Regions from separate parts of the Mus musculus genome. Here region 1 is linked to region 2. A link is a loop called in an ENCODE intact Hi-C map of the cell type or tissue named here. Cell type or tissue: heart. All regions are shown on one strand.

What was found. A loop is a pair of places that touch in the nucleus more often than their neighbours do. Peaks named below come from ENCODE experiments on the same cell type or tissue, not always from the same donor. Only the 100,000 strongest peaks of a DNase experiment are listed, where the experiment ranks them.
Region 1: it touches region 2 in a loop (7-fold over the local background); 7 of 42 quality-filtered maps call a loop at or near these places.

What each region holds. Positions count from the first base shown.
Region 1 is chr10:94,459,862-94,463,861 of GRCm38, forward strand. It overlaps a transcript of Tmcc3 not described here. Among named protein-coding and RNA genes, the nearest start is that of Gm32827, 35 kb to the left of the region's middle. In heart, a CTCF peak has its summit at 1,733 (motif pointing left); DNase peaks (open chromatin) are centred at 2,210 and 3,050.
Region 2 is chr10:94,406,807-94,410,806 of GRCm38, forward strand. It overlaps a transcript of Tmcc3 not described here. Among named protein-coding and RNA genes, the nearest start is that of Gm32827, 18 kb to the right of the region's middle. In heart, a CTCF peak has its summit at 2,054 (motif pointing right); a DNase peak (open chromatin) is centred at 2,065; H3K4me3 peaks cover 666 bases; H3K27ac peaks cover 680 bases.

The sequences.
Region 1 (4,000 bases), 53 kb after region 2:
TCCTCACACTGGGGATATATGCTCTTCTGTAAAACTCATGGAGGCCACGGAAGAAAGCAGATTCTGTTTCATTAGATCTGAGGAAGAGACTGGAAATTTTCATTTACAACAAATTTTCAGAGGGTGGTTCCAGGGGCTACACTCTGAAGCGAAGAGATACAGTGTGGAGCCAGCGACGTGGCCAGGTTCCTCCTAATCTAATCACTTTGAGATTTCATAGCAAACTCTGAAAGCTGGGCTGTCGATTCCAGCTTGTCTCCGTTGCACATAGCAAAGAGAAACAATGATTTCATAAACACATTTATTAGAAAAAAAGGTAAGAACGTTGGCTCATTTTAGAAGCCCGCTTCTCTTTCTTGCCTTGATAGCGAGAAGAAACCGGTGCTGAATTGTATGGAAACAATCACACCATAGGCTGAAGGTGTAAAACCCTTTCCCAGGATGACGGAAGCCCTGCATTAAGTCCCTGTTCCTGCATGATCCAAGTGTGGGCAGCCCAGACCTACAATCCCAGCACTCAAGATGTAGAGGCAGGAAGTGCAGGAGTCTGAGCTTATTCTCAGCCACCTAGTGAGTTGGAAGCCAGCTTGGGTTACAGAAGACATTTTCAAAAAATCTTGAAAACATTTTTTTTTTAAAAAATCAAAAACAGAAAGTAAAATCAAACCTGTGACGAGTGTTGGCAGGAAAGTCACTTTCTCTCTGGGGAATCCTCAGCTCTCTCTTGTCTTTGTGGGGAGTGACTTCACCCAGCACTGCTGTTTCTGTCCAGGTTAGCAGACAGTCAGCCTGATGGACTTCGTTATCTTTCAGACCTGGGTAGCCTGGTGGCAATGCCTGGGGACAGTGCTATTTTCTTGGGAATAATAAAAATAAGTAAATCTCTTTTGTGGTCTTTTGATTTTCTTTGGGTCTTCTTTTGAAGTGGATTCTTTTCTGACCCTCTCTCAGAACTCCATATCTCAGTCCGGACTAGTTTAAATAACATTAAAGATTTTTTTCTTTGCTCTCTCTCATTCAGATCAGGCATTGAATGGGTTTCCTCCAACTCCTGGATCATTTATTGAATCAGAAAAATGATTTCTTTTGTGAAGCAATTTCATGGCTTGTTATGTCCAATATGTCTGTAAAATTGAAGGTTGCAGAGCCTTACCCGAGAGTCTGTCTTTTTGCAAAGATGGAAAAATGAAAAATTTTGATAAAAGACTCACTAAGCCTGTGCCATTGTCCCTTTGGGGTCCTCATGCCTTGAGGGGCATCGTTGGGGTATGATCAGGCATTTGTTTTAAAGCCATGTAAGGAAACATGTGGCTTCACACAACATTCGAAACTTGAAATATGTCAATAGGTATTAATGAATCATGAATGATAGAAAGTTTCACTATTTTGGGGAGAAAAATAACAGAAAAAAAAACAGCTAGCTGGCTTTTCTTTGGCATTTTCATGCACGGTCACACTGTATTTATACCTGTGGCTTCTTATAGAAGGCAGGTCTAAGGAATCCTGTGCAACTTACCTGTGTCACTTCATTATCCTGTTGCTAAGCTGTTAAGCTTAGAATGCAGACTTTAGGCTTAATAATGTAAAAGGTAGTGTCTCCCCAGGGCTGTAAGGAGGGATCTGTGGTTAGTAATACATACTGCATTTGAAGAGAGCCTGGGTTCACATCCCAGCACCCACAAGGTGGCCCACAACAAGCCCAAAGTCTAGTACCAGGGGATCTGATGCCCTCTTCTGGCCTCAGTAGGTACTGCATGCATGCGATGCTCTGCATGCAGACAAAACACCCATGCAGACAAAACACCCATACACAGAAAATAAACAAATCTAAAGAAATTAAAATGCTGGGCATGGTGGTGCACGCCTTTAATTTCAGCACTTGGGAGGCAGAGGCAGACAGATTTCTGAGTTCGAGTCCAGCCTGGTCTACAAAGTGAGTTCCAGGACAGCCAGGAGAAACCCTGTCTCGGGGGAAAAAAAAGAAAAAAAAGAAAGAAAAAGAAATTAAAAGTTTAAATAGCATCTCTATAAGAGTGGGTCCATATTTGCTTTGTAAGGTTTATGTAACTCAACCCATAGGAATTAGCTTAAAGTGCTTAGGAGACAGGAGGCCGAGACCCTTTCCTGGTTCCTTCCATATCCCATGGACTCTGTGGCCGATGCCCTTGGATGACACTCGGGCTAGAAAGTCATAGACAAATTGCATCTTGACGTCAGAACGGATGGGGGAGGAGCACCTGTTGTAGCTTGAGCCATTTCCATCCATTAGCAATAGAAATAGCTTCAGGCAGCAGGCTTGAAGGTTGCCATTTGGCCAGACGCTCTTTTCCCAACAATTCTTTCTTGAATACCTGCCGTGCTCCGGGGGCATGGTGGTAAGCTTTGAGCATGCAATGAACCCAGTGTCCTGAGCTCTGACTTCATGGTTGCCACTTAAGTGAGCCACTGAGTTTCTTTGGACTTTGCTTGAGAGGAGGAGCTCATCTTAACCTCCTAGGATTGCGTTTATGACCTGACATACTGAAAAAGCCCAAGATATTAAATCCCGACGTCTTTAGGTCAGGGTGGCCACACGGCCTTGGATTTTCTAAAACCAGCCTCCTTGCTTACACTCTGTCTTCGTCCACTTGCCCTCAAGTGACCCTCCCTTTGTCCTTTGTCTTATTGTGACCTTGGCATTGTCTGCTCTAAAGAGGACCCCATTTTCCTGATTGCTCAACAATGCTGGCTTCTCTCCTACTTTACACAGTCCTCCTTAAGGGAGAGTCTGAAGATGAAATGACAGAGACGTTTGATTGGACCTTGGAAGGAGAAGAATGTCCACAGATAAAAGATACTGGCAGGGGAAGCAAAAGTAGTTTTCTGCATTAACTACACAAGACAAATCAGATACTCCAATCAACAACACAGAATACAGTTATCATGGGACATCTCTGTCATTTCCTAGAGTCAGAAATAAACAGAGACCAGTTTTGGAGCTGGGCAAGTGGCCAGCCTTGTCGTTGGTGGATCGGAATGAGGCAGGGTCATGCTTGAATAAGGACGCCGGCGGCCAGCTAGAAGCAGCATTCTCTCGAGCACGTGGAAGCAGCTGAGACTTGAAAACACTTGGGGCCAAGCTGTCTGCGCCTGTGGAAGAGAGACCTCCATGTACTCTAAAGACTCGTGACCCTTCACACGCTCCCAGATCCTCTTTTGGTTTTGCTTTATAGCTCATTGTATCAATTTTATGTCTGATCCTATTGGCTGAGGAAGACCCACTACCACCCATGCCCCTGCCCAACTCACTTTCTAATGTCCGGGGAAATCTGTGTCTTTGACTCTGACTGTTCTCTGTCTCTCTCTCGTCATTTATCTGTCTCCAAGCTCCAATTGCACATATGTGTCTACATCACTTGGAGAGTGAAGAAGGACCTCCAGTCTTGTCCCTTAAGTGACTGAGAAGTTCTTGTCTCATTCTTTTTAAATCATACAACACTGACAGAGTGAAAGACTCCAGGGGCCACCTCTTCTTTTCTCTGTCTTGAAAGAAAAAAGAGACTGCAATTAGAAACAGCCAGACTGTAGAGTGTAGGAAATGCTTTCTGTGAAGGGCCAGGTAAGAAATATAATGCTCTAAGGTTTGAGGGCCATGTAGTCTGTCACAACTCCTGAACTTGACTGCATTTCATTAAAGCAGCTACAGGCAAGACTTGAGCACAGATGGGTTTGCAAACTTCATGAATACTGAAATGTTGACGTCATCGGACTCTACATGTCATGAACTCTTTGTCTCCTTCAGCTGTTTAAAAATATGAAAAACATGTTTAGCTTACAGCTCTATAAAAGTAGGTGTGGCAGGGGCCTAGAGAGAGGGATCAGTGGTTAAGAGAACTTGCTAGAGGATCCAAGTTTGGTTCTCAGAACTCATATCAGATGCTTCAAAGCAGCCTCTAATTTGTGCTCCATATTGGATGCTGTATTCTGGCCTCTGAGGGCACCTATACCACCCCCCATACAC
Region 2 (4,000 bases):
AATCACTTGGTTCTGGGTAGAGACTAGGGGCGACCTCCTCTGGCTTTTCTCTGCCTTTCCTCCCTGCATTGCTAGTACCATATTTCTTGGCTAAGGGTTCCCTGGATTCCATTTCTGAGCACCGCGGTGCAAGTCTGTGACAAGGTTATGAAAGCAGACCAAGTCTTTCTCAAGTCACTCTGAGAACATGTCCTTTCTGATATTAAAATAGCCTTTTTTCAAAATAGCGATTGGATCACGAGTATGCCTTTGGTGACTCTGTTGTTCCCTCTGTTTCATTTTGTGTCCATGGTGACTTGGAGGATCATAGCTCCTCTGGGTGGGCTCCAACAGTCTGGAGTCCACTACTTTCAGGAGACATGTGTGGTCATCCTCTGTAAGAAGGGAATTTAATACATTCCGGTACAATCGTGTTTACCTTTATAAGTAATAAAAGGAACAGGGAATTCATTGTGTGTGTTATGTGTATTATACGAATGTCTCTGTGTGTGCATGAGTATGTGCATATGTCTCTGTGTTCATGAGTGTGTGTGTATGTGTGGGGGTGGCTTAAGGCCCTTAATACAAATGTATGTGTGTTATAGAAAATAGCCTTTCTATTTAAAAAATAAAAATAGGGAATTGTTGTCCTTCATTTCAAACAGGGATACCAAGAACCATATTTTTAATGAAAGCTATCACCTAATTAATTAATTAACTAATTAATTAATAAATATGGCCAGTGTTGTATAAGGCCAGTGTTGTGTAAGGGGTAAAAAGGTGTGAGGTGTCCCTACAGCAAATTCTTCCCCTGGAGACAGACCTGAGATGGAAGGGTCTTAGATTATGGTACCTAGAAGACAGACAGACCTGGGATGGCAGGGTCTGAGGTTATGGTACCTAGAAGACAGATGATTATGTGGAGGCTCAGGCTCCTGGTCTTCTGAGGAGAAAGGCAAGCAGGAGTTTACAGAGGAGAGACAGGTTGTCATCTGTGGAAATTTCCAAATATCTGGTGCTGCTTTCCAGCCCGAGCATGGGAGAAGCCAGTGCCTGACACCTGGTAGAACTGTGCTTTTTCTGTGTCAGTGCTGAGCTTGGGTTTGTGTGACACTTAGAGCTCTGTGGGAAACTCAGCAGATAGAGTGCTGGGCTTCATGGCCTCATCCCTTTGATCAGCTCCAGCAACTGCCTAACAAAAAGCATCCGAAGAATAGACCCTGGCTTGACGTGAGCTCACACGTATCCAAGCCGCCAGTCCTGTTGGTCTTCAAATCTGAGCTATGCAGCGAAAGCTATTACCTTTCGTGCAGGAACTCTGCACTGGGTACCATGGGGCATCTGCGGCAGATGCCAGGCATCGTGGAGGGGGCGGTGACTGTGTGACTGGGATGTGTCCCTGTCTCTTCACACGTGCGGTTCATCAGCGGCGCGTAAGCTAAAACGGAAGACGTCATGAAAGAACATGAGGACCAAACAGAGGGACGTGTTTAACTGTGTGATAGAGAAATTAAGAAAAGCTTCATTGAAGGCCATTTGACAAAGACCTAAGAAAGTGACACACCCTGGAGAAGACGCTGATCATCTGTCAGGCCAGAGAAGCCATGGGACGGATGACTCGGAAGAGCTCACTCTGCTCTTGTGGATGACCTGAGTTCAGCAGTTGATTCTCTCCATCTTGAGGGTCCGGGGGAACAAAGTCAGCCGTGGCGGCATCTCACCAGCTCATAATAAATGCGTTTGTAAGAGGGAGGGATTTAGAGGAGATACAGTCCTTAAACTATCTGACAGATGCGCATTGCTACATGGGGCAGGGAATGTGATTTTTCCCTAGCATTCAGACTAAGGCAGCAAACCTGACTTTGTTTCTGGAAGGTGGAATTCCCCCCCCCCCAAACATTGTAAAGAAGCCCTCTACAGTTAAGATTGTTTTCCATTGCAAAAAGTCCCTAAATCCAGGCAGAAACAGCGGGGAATCTGAGAGCAGAGCTCAGGTCTTCCACAGCCCTCACCATCACCGCCTGCTGTGGGCGTCCACCTTAAATCGCTGTGGCTGTTCCCTATAATCGCCAGCAGGTGGCAACAGTGCTGTCTGTGTAACCGTTGTTTTCCTGTTCCTGGTTTTACTCTGGAAGCCACACACAACACGCATATTCATTACAGGATCATTATAGGCAAAGCCAGGAAATAGAGGTGAGCAAAAGGGAGTGGAGGGAGGGAGCGGCGCCATCTGTACATAATCACTGCCGTGGTACAGTCTGCCTTTGTCGCACACTGGCCCGAACCAGCTCTCAGCAACCTTGAGTGATCACAGAGGTGAGGATCAGTAATGAAGCAGAGCCCACGGGAGCAGCGGTTTGCAACCTTCCTAATGCCGCCACCCTTTAATACAGTCCCTCATGGGGTGGTGACCCCCTAATCATAAAATTACTTTCATTGCTACTTCATAACAGTCATTTTTATTGCTGTTATGAGTTATAATGTAAATATCTGTGTTTTCCGATGTTCTCAGGCAAGCCCTGTGAAAGGTTCGTTCAAATCCCCCAAGAGGTCACAACCCACAGGCTGAGAACTGCTGCACTGCAGGGACAAAATGCACAAACGAACAAGTGCTTGTCCTGGGCTGTAAAAAGTACCTGGGAGGCTCATTTCCCACCTTCTTGTTGCTCAGACAACAATCCAGCAGAAGGCTGTCCACAGGGCTGGCATTTTTAATTTATATTTGTTATGTATGCATACTGTTTATTGAAAGTAGAATCACTTGACACGTTGGTATATATACATTTCGTCACCTTCTCCCATTAATAACATGTTGCAGGTATGTCTCTGAGTCAGTGTACCTCCACATTTCAGTGACCACTTAACAGTGCATCGTGGACTGTAATAACCACGTGGTTTTTACAACTTACAACTATAATAAGCATCCTTACAAAGATTATCTTTGCACATGCTTCTGTGTACATTTGCTTTGTTGGGATACATTCCTGGAAGTGAGACTGTAGAATCATAGAGTATATTCATTTTTAAAAGCATCTCCAACGGGATTTCAGATTCCTTTCTGAAAGAATGTAGCAATCTGCCCTCCCACCCGCATCTGCTCTCTTAGGCGCTCTCCCACACAGGAAAGAATTTAGTAAGTGTTGCCTATCCAGTAGGAAAAAAAAAAGCTTGAGTTAATCTTACTGATGAAGTTAGCCGGGTGATGTTGTTATTGTGGTTTTTAATATGGTCGTTGCTACTTTGTACTTATCCTTTACTTCAGATGTGGTGGTGCAGGCAAATTAATCACCATATGCCTATACTCCTATCTGTTCCCAGAAACCCTTGCTTTACTTATTGTTTTAGTTTGGGAAATGCAAACCCAACTCACAGCAGTTCAGACCATCCCAAAAGTGGGGGCAGTGGTTGAAGCCTGTCACTCCTGCTGTCCCCTCCATAGCCGCGGACACTGTTGGAAGGGGTGAGACACCCCAGCTGCCAGGCTATTTTCAGATGATGGTGGGAGTCTTGGGTTAAACCTGCCATGCTGATAGTCATATAAAACAATGTGAAATGTGACTTTAGAATCCTGAGTTAATTTGATGGACGTAGACAGCCAAAGGGATAATTGAAGCACCAGAGGGGGACTTGCTCAGCAGAATCCTCTAGTTTTCTTGTCTAGAACTGATTGGATTAACAAGGATATCGCTCTCTTCAGTTCCTAGGCTGATGTGTTTTGAGGAAGACCCACGGGGAGTCTCAGCCCCCCACCCCCATCCCCACTCCCACCCCGTCTATAGTTCAGAATCTAAATATAGATCCCGACCAGGAGAGCAGTTCTCAAAAAGAATTTTCCCGAGTTGCTCTGATGTCTAAAAAGAAGACAAACTTCCAGTGAGGTCCACCCCCCATCTCACATCAGCCTATTGCCTGGTGCCTCTAAAAAGGCAAAATCCTCCAAGCAAGATCTGTGTGGAGCTGGGACCTGAAACGGAAATTCATCAAAAGCTAAAAATCATCATAAACTTGCCCTAAAGCACCA